Linked DNA regions of Homo sapiens: region 1 is linked to region 2. Evidence: chromatin contacts called from ENCODE Hi-C data. All regions are on one chromosome and are shown on one strand. The core of a region is the stretch at or near the end of the contact, and the rest is flanking DNA. Distances in the headings are between cores, read along the strand shown. Region 1 holds the start of CAPN14 (calpain 14). Region 2 holds the start of CLIP4 (CAP-Gly domain containing linker protein family member 4).

Evidence for each region. A loop is a pair of places that touch in the nucleus more often than their neighbours do. Pooled maps may share reads with other maps.
Region 1: a loop to region 2 is called in a map with no recorded cell type, with 8 times the contacts of the local background. The contact joins the promoter of CAPN14 here to the promoter of CLIP4 in region 2. A Hi-C loop is called at or near these places in 2 of 37 single-sample maps with no recorded cell type and 2 of 50 pooled maps.

The regions. Positions count from the first base shown.
Region 1 is chr2:31,213,784-31,219,167 of GRCh38, forward strand. It overlaps CAPN14 (calpain 14), which reads right to left and starts at 3,732. Exons shown (of 22, transcript NM_001145122.2): 1 at 3,673-3,732. RefSeq lists enhancers at 355-855, 856-1,356.
Region 2 is chr2:29,111,420-29,116,994 of GRCh38, forward strand. It overlaps CLIP4 (CAP-Gly domain containing linker protein family member 4), which reads left to right and starts at 3,996. Exons shown (of 16, transcript NM_024692.6): 1 at 3,996-4,246. LOC105374386 (a long non-coding RNA gene) reads right to left here and starts at 3,325. Exons shown (of 3, transcript XR_007086265.1): 1 at 3,250-3,325. RefSeq lists silencers at 3,857-4,216, 4,407-4,646.

The sequences.
Region 1 (5,384 bases), core at 2,482-4,981, 2.1 Mb after region 2:
ATAACATCAGACATTCCTGGGCAGTTTTCAGGTGGTTCTGTGGTTACTGATTACGAACAGGAAAACAGCATCTCTATGTACATATCATGACCTGTTCATAAAAGATGAAATGATTTTGTAATGTTAATGGTTTGAAAGGCTTTAAATTGTTTTTCTTTTACTGTTTAGACATCTGTCTGCATTTAGATCAAGTTTCTAACAGAAAACCCCAAGCATGATTCTTCATTTATTAGAGCAGACATTTGCCTTTCAGTAAACAATGATGAATGTGGCCCAACTATGAGTTCTTGAAGGCGAGAATGGTATAGGCTTTTTAAAATCTGTATTCCCAGATGTGATCATTCATGATATAGTCACATAATACCATGAATAAACAGATGCTTGATAAATGCTGGCCAATTGACTCACTGACAGAAGGGATGGATGTTTCTTCACTTGGAAAATGTAAAGAACAATAAAGCGTGCCCTCCCCTCCCCTCTTATGAAGCTGAACTGAGATAAAGGAAGTTAAAAACTTCCTGTGAACTGTCAATCACTTGGCTGCTCCTCTGGTGTCTGATCACATTGCTGGGGCCTGATTTAGGTTGAGGGAGCCTCTTTAACATCCTTCCCCTCCAAAATGCTCATCCAGGCTTGCCTTAGGGCTCCTTTCCTGGGTGGTATGTGGGATCCACGTCAAAGCAACCTGGGGAAGTAAAACCAAGGTCAGACCTAAAAGAAAAAACAAGTCTCCAAAGGGAACATGCACCTTGGGAGAAGGTGGGGGAGAAGCGGCAGGAAGTCCCTTAACTGGCAATGCTGGGGTAGGCGTCCCCTGGGCTGACTGCATGCCTCTATGGAGGTCTAAGAACTTGGCTGTTGGAGCTCCCTACTCACCCCCAGCTGCCCCACTTCCATTTGACTTTATGAGACACTGCATAGTCACAAATCTTTGCAGAGAATAAGACTCCCTGGAGCATGGGTGTACACCTTGAGTTGCCACGACCTGGACACAGCTTTCCCTGAGCAAAGGAACATCCGCTCGGCCTTTGTGGAAGTTGCACCCTGGCGTCGCTCATTGCAGCTGAACCAAATATGAGGCTAGAAGGAACTTAGTGGTCATCCAATTCAGTGCCCCCATGTACTGACAGGACCTCTGAGCAGTTCCAGGGAGTCATGGCCTGCTTGGCCTGACTGTTGGGGGAGCCCTGGGGCATCATCTCTTCTCTCCGGCACAGGCACACCCTCTTTGTACAGCCTCCTCCTAAACTATGACTTCAGTGGAGTCACTCTGTTCCCCTCCAGCTGCCCTGCTCTGACACTTTCAACCCCAAGAGGTAGCGGCACCCTAGTCTGAGAGTCATCCCCTACTCTTCTTTTTCTATCCATTCCCACGCTTTTAAAGAGCCAATCCTTCTGATTTTTTAAAACAAAATATCAAATGATTCTGAACATTTGACAACACATTTGGACAGGAAAGACTTTTAAAGCAGATGTAAATTCATTCCTTTTTTTTTTTGCAGGGGCATTTGCATCTTCAGAGAGTCATGGAATTTGAGCTAGATGAGCGGTCAGACTGAGGTAGCTCATCTCCTCCTCTGATCCTGCATTTGCCATAGGACTGGCCATTTCACGTCACGCCCTCAAAACCACACAGCTCATGGCCTCAAGTCCAAATGGCCAGGCTCTTGGTGTGTTAGTTCCTTTCTGTGTACACAAACCCCCACCACACACCCTCTGCTCTGTCCAAACTTACAAAGGAGATGTCGCTTCCTCCTGACCCCCTCTACCTCAAATCTCCCTCATCCTTCAAAGCTCAGGGCAAATGTCCCTCCTCTCCAGAGCCTTCCCTGGAAACCTCTTGTCTTCTCCTTGTGGGGCTTTCCTGCCCTTCACTCACACTCATGAACTGGGGAGAGAATGCTGGTTAACAGCCCCCTCCTCTCCCAAGCCCACTCCTGGGCTGGAAGACTTGGCCGGTCATTTTAGGCTCTGATTAACGCTACTCCAGAAGATCAAAGTATGCAGTTAAAAACCCAGGCAAACTTTTGGAAAAAGTAAGTCAATTAGAAACATCTTAAAAAAGAAAAAAAAAAAAAAAAGAAACTATTTGACAGTAAATACTATAGCTAAACACATACAAACTATATGATACAATTCCATTCCTGGTTATTACCCAACAGAAATGCTTAAATCTATGCACCAAAAGACATGTACAAGAATACTCACAACAGAAATATGCAAAATATCCCCAAATGAAAACTACCCAAATGTCCATGAACATGGATAAATATTAATAATAGTGATAACCATTTATACAATGAAATACTTCACAGCTCTGAACAAACAAGAATTACATGCTGCAATATGATGAGATTCACAAACAATATTAAGTAGAAAAAATCCAGACACAAAAACTCTTTGATTCCATTTACATAACTTTCAAAAGTGACAAAACCAATCTATATGTTAGAAATTAGCTTAGTGGTTACCCTTGAGGTCGAGCGATCTATCACCAAACCAATTATACCACTGATAGTTACATCAATTCCATTCCTTTTCTACTGCTTGTTTTGATGGTCAGGAGAGAGATTTACAAGGGAGTTTGAAAAGTGGGAGAATCAATTCATTTAAACAAGGCTTTATTGCATGCTTCCCCATGGGCCAGGCATTGCCCTAGATGGTAGGGGTACAGGATGGATTAGACAGAATTTCTGCCCTCGAGGAAGTCACAGTCCAACGACCAGGCTCACACTCTAGAAAGGGCCCTCACTCTTCAGCATGAGGTGCCCACTCTGTGAAATGGCCAGTACCTAACTCATCCAAGAATTCTCCCCCTAGAAAGTCAAAGACACCCCTCACCCTATCAGGCCTGGAAGATGTACCCAGGCTGAAACACTTAGGTACCACCCACCAAAACATTGTCACCCTGTGCCTCCATAGGAGAGGGTTATAAGCTGAACTGAGAGCCGACTACCTCGCTCTGGAGTCCTCCAGAGCTTTGAGGAGTGATTTCCAGTGCCCATAGGCCAGCAGACCACTCAGACAAGGGCAATTTCGAGATTTCTAATCTAGGCAAGGGCCGTGCCAAGCACCACACTGACAGCTATCATTTGAGGCAATATTTCACTCTTATAGTGTGGTCACCGTCCCAGTGTGTTTTTCACATCTAATTTCATACAGGAAGTCAGCCCAGCCTCACTGCTTATCAGAACAGAGAACAGTCGGCCTCCTTGACTCTGAGGATCCCATAAGGCCTCAGTGATAAGCTGGCTGCCCCCAGATTCCTTCTCATCAGGAGGCTCAGGAGACAACTGGGATGGCCTATGTTCTGGGAAATGACAGCACCTAGCAGCATCAGTAACTCTACCAAATGACTTCGAGAGAAACCAGAGCTGGAGGGACCTCAGAAATTACCCAGGCCCAAAGATACTCCCATCTTTTTTTTTAAATGAGGAGATTGGGGCCAAAGGGCTGAAGTCTATTCCTCAAGGTCACACTAATAAGTGATGGCAAAACTGAGGACAAAATTGAAATCTCCAGACTCCAGGGTTTTTTCTGTATACACTCACCTGCAAAGCTCAAACCAGGAGAAGCAAATACCATCCTCTCACCTTCTAAACCCAGACCCTGTAGAGTCTCATAGGGCCTCTGGGCTAACTTGGACCCACCCTTGGAACTAAAGAAATTTACCTGCACAGGAGATTTTGCTTCTTTAAGCGCCTGGGCAAGCTCTAATCCCGGTGCAGTCAGAAGCATGCAGCCTGAAACCACCTCTTATATATGGGTCCTTTCTACACATGGTGTTTAGCCAAGAATTTGCGACCCCACCTCCCAGGACCTTGGTTCCTCCCCACTGTGTGTTCTCTGGAAGGGAGTGGAGTACCCAGGGCTTTGCGACTGGATTACACAAATCCAATTATTTCTTTAGAACACCATACAGAGAAAGCCTGTTTCAGTAATGCCTTAATGAGAGAGAGTTAGTCATCTTCTCACTTCCAACCCTGGGGAGGGTACTTTCAGGTGTGACCTAGAAAAGCATTTCACTGCAGGAGCACATGATACTGCTTGCTCACCTCCCCACAACTCCCAGGACACCAAAGAACCAAGACAGAGATTCCTGTACATCCCTATGTTTAAACTAACATTGACAGAAGCCTGGAAAGTATTTTCAAGAGGTGGCTGTGGGTTTTCTTTTATGGTTGTCAGAGTCTGAGGCAGCCCTCAGGGATGTTTCCTGCTAAGGAGGAAATCTGTGATTCATTTGTGCTATTGAGATCGCTCCCTCTTCCTTCCCAACCTACTTTCCAAATCCCCCATTTTGGCCATCTGGGACTCAGAACATTGACCTCCCACTGGTTGTCTCCTCACAGTTCACCTTGGGTCCCGTTGCTCCAAATCTGGTTGTTCTTCCCTTAAAGCATTTCTTAGCCCTCCTGTGGTTGCTCTAGACTTCTTCACTCCCTCCCCACCCCCACCCCCAAATCCTTCTCCTAGGTTCCCACCACCACTTGCACAGATTTCCATCATAGCAGCTTAGTTGGTTCCAGCTTGCCTGCCTCCACGCTTGCACACCTAGGATCCCCAGAACCCAGAACCATGCCTAGTACCCAGGAGGTGCTCAATATGTGTCAGTGGAATCAGAGTCCCTTGCCTGTGGAAATCCTCTGTCCTCTTCCTCCCCGCCTGCTTCTTGGCCTCTGCCTTGACTCTAATCTCTCCAACTCAATCATTTTGTGTGATTATCACTCCACCCATTTTATTAGTACTGATAAATTAACTAATATTGATAATAATAGCCAACACGTTTTGAGCACTTATGACATGCCAAGCACAATGCTAAGCACATTGCATGCAGAATCTCATGGAATCTTCACAACTTTGTGAGGTAGTGCTATTATTATCCACATTCTACAAAAAGAAAACGGAGGCACAGCATGGCAACTCGCCCAAGATAACCGCAGCCAGTAAACAGCAGAGATGGGGCTAAAGTCCCAGGGTGTCAGGTTCCACTAACTTCTCCTCATCTTTGTCAAGGAATTGTCTCCCTGCCACTGTCAAATCAAATCCAAAGCTTTCTTCCTGAGCTAAACGCTCTTTGGAGCCTTCCCCCTGCCTCATGTGCCAAATAGCCACCCTTCCTCGCATGGGTCTGAAGGTGTTATGAGGATAGCAGAAGCAGTGGATCTGGGAAGACCATTATTATTATTATCTATCTCCCAGACATAACCTTTTCATTTTCATCTCCTCATCCTGGCCCTTAGTTATCTTCCCCCTTCTATTCATCATCTTTTCAGGGACTCCAGGTGGGGGGCTTCCGCTCATCCCTTGGGACAGCACCCTGCACCTGGCACAGGGTTAGGCTCACTCTATGTCTAAGTTGTTGTTATGGTCACCACTGGGCT
Region 2 (5,575 bases), core at 2,746-5,245:
TACGTTAGGACTTTTCCTTCCCTGGGGAGCGGGTTTTAAAACATAGACCAGCATATTGGTGGCTATGGGGTCACACTCTTTATATTCCCACTCTGATTACAAGTGGGGTTGAGCATCTCTTTAATGCTTGCTTGCCATTCTGGCTTTTCCTTCTGTGAATTGTCTATTCTTATACTTTTCTCATTTTTATATTGGCCTTTAAAATATTTTATATTGACTTCCTTTTGATTTGTGAAAAGTTCCTCATGCATTTCAGATATTAATCCCTAGTTGCTTTTGAACATAGCACATGTTTTCTTCCAATTTGTCAGCCATCTGTTAATTTTTTCTATGGTATTCTTAACTGAACAGAACCCTTAATTGTGATGCAGTCAAGTCATACAATTTTTTTTTGCTTCAAGGATTGTGCTTTTGCAAACCTGTTTTATGAAGTAAATTCCTAACCCACATTATAGAGATAGTCTCCTGCATTTTCTTTTGTATCATATGTAGGTCTGCCATTTATCTGGAGTTCACCTTTGTATATGGCAGAACATGGGGCTCTCAACTTTATTTTTCCTTGATAAATTAAAGCCAGTTTCCCGAATGCCGTCTTCTAAATAATTTATATTTTTCTCATTGATCTGTGGTACCACCTTTGTGTAAATGGAGGTAGCATTTATACGTGGGTCTGCTCCTGAGTTCTTCATTCTGTTTCCTATTTGCTCTATGTGTTCCTATACCAGTACCATAATATTTTTATTACTATGTGGCAATGACATAATATCTGGCATGGCAGGTCTGCTCTGGTTTTTATAATTGACTTAACTGTTTAAAATTTATTTCTCCTTATATATTTTGTAAGTTTGTTGAGTTCCCTAAAAATTTAGTTTCTGCTGGAATTTTGGTTGCCATAACATTTACTTTGGAGACTAAATGGATACTTTTACAATGTAAAGTCATCCTATCCATGCTGTATCTCTCCACTTATTCAATATTTTATGTCCTTAAATAGAGTTTTAAAATTTTCTCCTTAAAGTTTTTGCAAGTTGTTGGGTTAATTCCTGGATATTATGCTTTAGAGTTTGTTAAACTTTATTGTTATTGTGAATGGTTTCTTATTGTCTGTTACATTTCCCAGTTGCTTACTGCTGATGTAGACAAAACTATTGATTTTTAGAAACTGATCTTGTACTTGGCAACCTTGCTGAGCTAACATTACTTCTAATACTTTGTTGATTCTGTTGGGCTTTTTATGCTGATGATCACACCTGTAAACATCACAGACAGGAAGATATTAGGGGCTCTGCCCAGTGCTCTGATCTTTTGCATTTAAGCACTTCTGCTAGTTGAACTCCAATCTGGTGCCCCAATTCTGACAGTTGGGTGTCTCTCATGGTCCTAAGGGCCTAGGCCCCCTATACACTCACAAATTAGAAACTGATGATATTCCATCCCATATCCAGTCCATGTAAAAGCAGTGACCTTGTCTTCTTTTGCTATTTCCTCTAACCCTTTTATCATGGTCGGGGTCCTGAGAGCTGCTGACAGATCTTCCTGCTGCCGAGTGTCTGAATTCCTGAATGCTGCTCTATGCAGCCATTCTGGGTCTTTAATGCCCCCAAAGACAGCCTGTGTAGGTTAGCAAAGTAGTGAATCAACATAGGCCTTCAGATCAGACAGACTTAGGTTTGAATCTTATTTCTGCCCCTGGCTACATGGAGCAAGTCACGCAGCCTCCCAGAGTCTGCTTCTTCATTTGTAAAGTGAAGACAAGATTTCCATAGGTCAAGTGCCTTACAGTGGTCAGTGAGTAATGCCCTTTCTCCACACTGTGATGTTGACCAGTAAGTTGATCACCTCCTGACGCTGTGGATTATTGCTATACTTTTCAGGAACTTTGTGTCTCCAGATAGAATTGAATCTCAGCAGCTACAGTTGGTCCACATCCCCATGTGCCTTCCCACCCCAATGAATAGTTCAAGTTCCAAGTTCTGGCCACATATCATTGTCCAGTCTCACTCTGGTTAACTGGGCAATACCTGGTTCTAAAGCTTGTATGTCACGAGGTATTCTAGGAAGCATGACTCCAACGAGCACTTGCATTCTTGATGATGGTATAAAGAAGTAACGTCAGATTTTTGAACAAAGGCAACTAAGTGAGTGGGAGACTCTGGTGGCTTGGTATCCTGGGAATTTGCCTATGTATCATACAGTGTTTGGGTGTAGCAGATAAAGCCAGTGGCCTGGCTGGTTCTAACAGAGATCTTTATTATAACTAAGAACAACTGAGCTAGCCATGCCTTGTCACCTACTAATAGTGGTATTTCAGATGGATAATTTAAATCAGCAATAAAAGTGAACTGTATACGTTTGGAAACTTCACCAATAGCTACTCTGTTACACACAGATCTTTATGACTTTCTGTGGTTCAATGACAATTGGCCTCATTTATAGGTGCTTGAAGCCAACCAAGGGCAGATTGCCTTCCTTCTTTTAACCAGCTAAAGAGATGGGTGGGTCAGACAAGAAGAGGGTATGATGAAAGCAGGGAAAGGGAGGTGGACTCTTCAGAGGGAGGAGGAAGTATCCGTGTCACATTATCTCTGAGAGCACTCGCAGATGCTGAGCCTGCAGAGACAGAGAAACTGGCAGCTGACCAGGGTCAGGGATGGTCATGTATTCAAATATTGTGGGTTTTAGTCAAGTGTGCTCCACCCGATTCAACAATGTGATGTGACTGCTCCTAGCAACTATTTTGATATGGTGAATGTTGTTAAGCATAGGACCTAAGAAGAGGTGGCAGTCTCTTTCCTCTCCGCACTTGGCAGGCCACCCACTCATTCCTGATAATCACATTTAAGAGAGCTCTGGACAAGCTGGAATGCATCCAAGAGAATCCCTCAACATGCTGGTGAGTGGGATTGTGACCAGGTCATATCAGGAGTAGCCTAAGGGACAGGTAATGTGTGTCTTGGATGAATTGGAGTCAGACTTAAGAGTCCCCAGGGCAGAAACAAAATCCAGTGAGGGAGAGATGCAGGGAGCTGGATTTTAGCTCCTAAGGTAGAAAATTTCCAAAAGGCTGATCAAAGATTAAATGGCTGCCTTAAAAGGTAATGAGTTCCTTGTTAGTGGAGGTGTTCAACCACTGCTTGGTGGGAAGACACTGTAAGGAGGATTCAGGCAAGTGGGAAGGGGGCTTTTTCCAGTCCCTGAAATCAATGATTCTAACAGGAAAAGATGCTCCGGGGTGCGGTGAGCGCTTACCTCTGCTCTTGCAGAGACACTGACAGACGTTCATTCAACATCTGTTCCTGCCAGGCACTGTGCGCGCTGAACACAGAAGTACAGCCTCTATGAAGCAGCCGCTGTAGGCCTCAGAGACAGCTGATAGATGTAACACTGTTGTCTCCATGTTTCAAACTTCGGTCATGGTCTTACTAGGTCTCCTCATTAAGGGGACTCACTATGTGTCCAGTAACGCTTTCTTGTTACCAGATGACAGAGAGTCAGGCTGTCAGAGTTCACGACTTTAGGTGCACAGTTTCACCCTGTCTGGTCCTTGGGAGACGGAGAAGGGGTCAGGAGAAAACGTGGGTGAAGAGGCAGCAAAGCCGCAGGAGATATGAACTAATTGCTCAACGTGGGTGTAGCACGGATTAGGCCTTTTACAGCAAGCGCTGCCAGCAGGGAACTGGTGGATGTACTCTTGACCACGCTCGGCTGGACTCTGGGGAGCCCAAGACGGGTAAGACTAGGTCCCCGGCCCCAGCAGCTGGTGGGGGCGCCGCAGGTTAGAGACGTGAGGCCGCGAGGCTGAGGGCTGTGAAGGCGGTGGGCACGCACGGCGTGCCGGGGCCGCCTGGCTTCGCGGCGGGGGAGGTAACACTGCGACACCCCGCAGACGCTGTCAGCCGGGGTCGCGGCCCCGCGTGCGCCCGATCATCTGACTGCTGGGGAGTGCGGGGGCGCGGGAGCCAGGCGAGCCAGCGCAGGCGCGCGCTGCCTCCTCCGTCCCCACCGAGTCCCCAGCGCGTGCGCGGGGCCGTGGCCGAGGCCTGCGCGCCGCCCGGCCGCCTGCACTGCGCGCGCGCCCACCCCGCGTGGGAGGCAGCGGGAGGGGCCCGGAGAGGTGTGGAGCGGCGCGGCGGGAGGCTCCGTGGGCGGCCACGGGAGACAGCGCCGGCGGGAGCGCGCCTCTCGGCCTTTCCTCCGCGCCCCCGCGTCCCCAGCCGGCCGCTCCGAGAGGACCCGGAGGAGGCAGGTGGGCCGGGGGCGCGCGGGGCCCCCCCGGGCCGCGGGCTGGCCGGCGGCGGGGTTGGGGCCGGGGTGGGCGGCCCTGGGGGCCCGCGGGGAGGTCAGTGGCCCCGGGAGGGTCGCGCAGAGGCGCTGGGGGCTGTGGAAGCCCCGCGGCCGCCTCCCGTGGGCACCGGTGTCGCTGGCCGCGGGGAGGCCTTCTCGGGGCGGAGCGGCCCACCCGGCGGGGATGGGGACTCCTCGTGGCGGCCGCTGACGGACGGCCCAACTTTAGGTTGAGGGGCGCGGGGTGTGCGGGACCCGGCGGCGGAGCTGGGCTCTGGGCCACGACCGCCAGCCGCGGCTGCCCCGAGAGTCCCCGCACGCGCAGTGGCTTTCCAACGCGGCCTCTTCCCATTTCTCACTTGACTCCCCTTGCGCATTAAATTGTCGAGAAACCTTTGGCCAGTGGGTCTTCAAAGCTAAACCAAATGGCTGTCCTTGCAGTCCTTGGCTACCTGAGATCCCTTAATTCTGAACCATCCGCACCTGGGAGGGGAAGTTGAAAGGAGCGCTGGAGCTGAGCCCGCATCCTTAAGGATCCCATTCACTGCTTATGATGGTAGAGCTTTGAATTAGATGTCAGGCTGTTCACGTCATCCAGACTCTGGTTTTCAGCTCTGTGCTGAGACAGTGTTTTGATACGTATCAGAGGATGATGTTCCTATGGGACAATAACTTGCTGTATGTTCTGAGATACTAGACTGCGTTCATATTGTAGCACCATCATCGTATAAAACGGGCGCCTTTGAAAGGTTTCAGTAAACACCTTCCTCAGGAACATCCGCCAGCACTTAAATTGTACTTCACTTTCACTTTGACGTTTGTTGTTTGTGAATCTTGTGCACAATTTAAAGTGAGTCGTCTAAACAGCACAGGATCACGTGGTGCGGGGCATTGAGCAACTGGGGAGGAAAGCAGAGACTTGAACCTGCTGGAGTCTAGTTGGTCTGCGTTTTTATGTTGGAGAACCATCCTGGTTCCAGCTTATTTTGCTTTCGTAAATATGATGCATTTTTTAAATGCTTTCATTTGATACGGTCTATCTGGACTGTAAGATTGAGTCTAGCCATGCATGGAATGTGTTTACTTCTGTTTTGTAGAAGATTTAGCCCATGGTATTCTATTTGTAGGATTCATTTCAGACATTTTGTGTTTACCACATACAGTCCCACCAGCAAGGGCTTTTAAAAAAGTGACCTATGTTGTCTCTCATAGCTTATGACAACTCCAATTTTGACACGTGTTTGAAACTAGTGATCTTTAGATTATATAAAATCAACTTCACTCTTTCTCC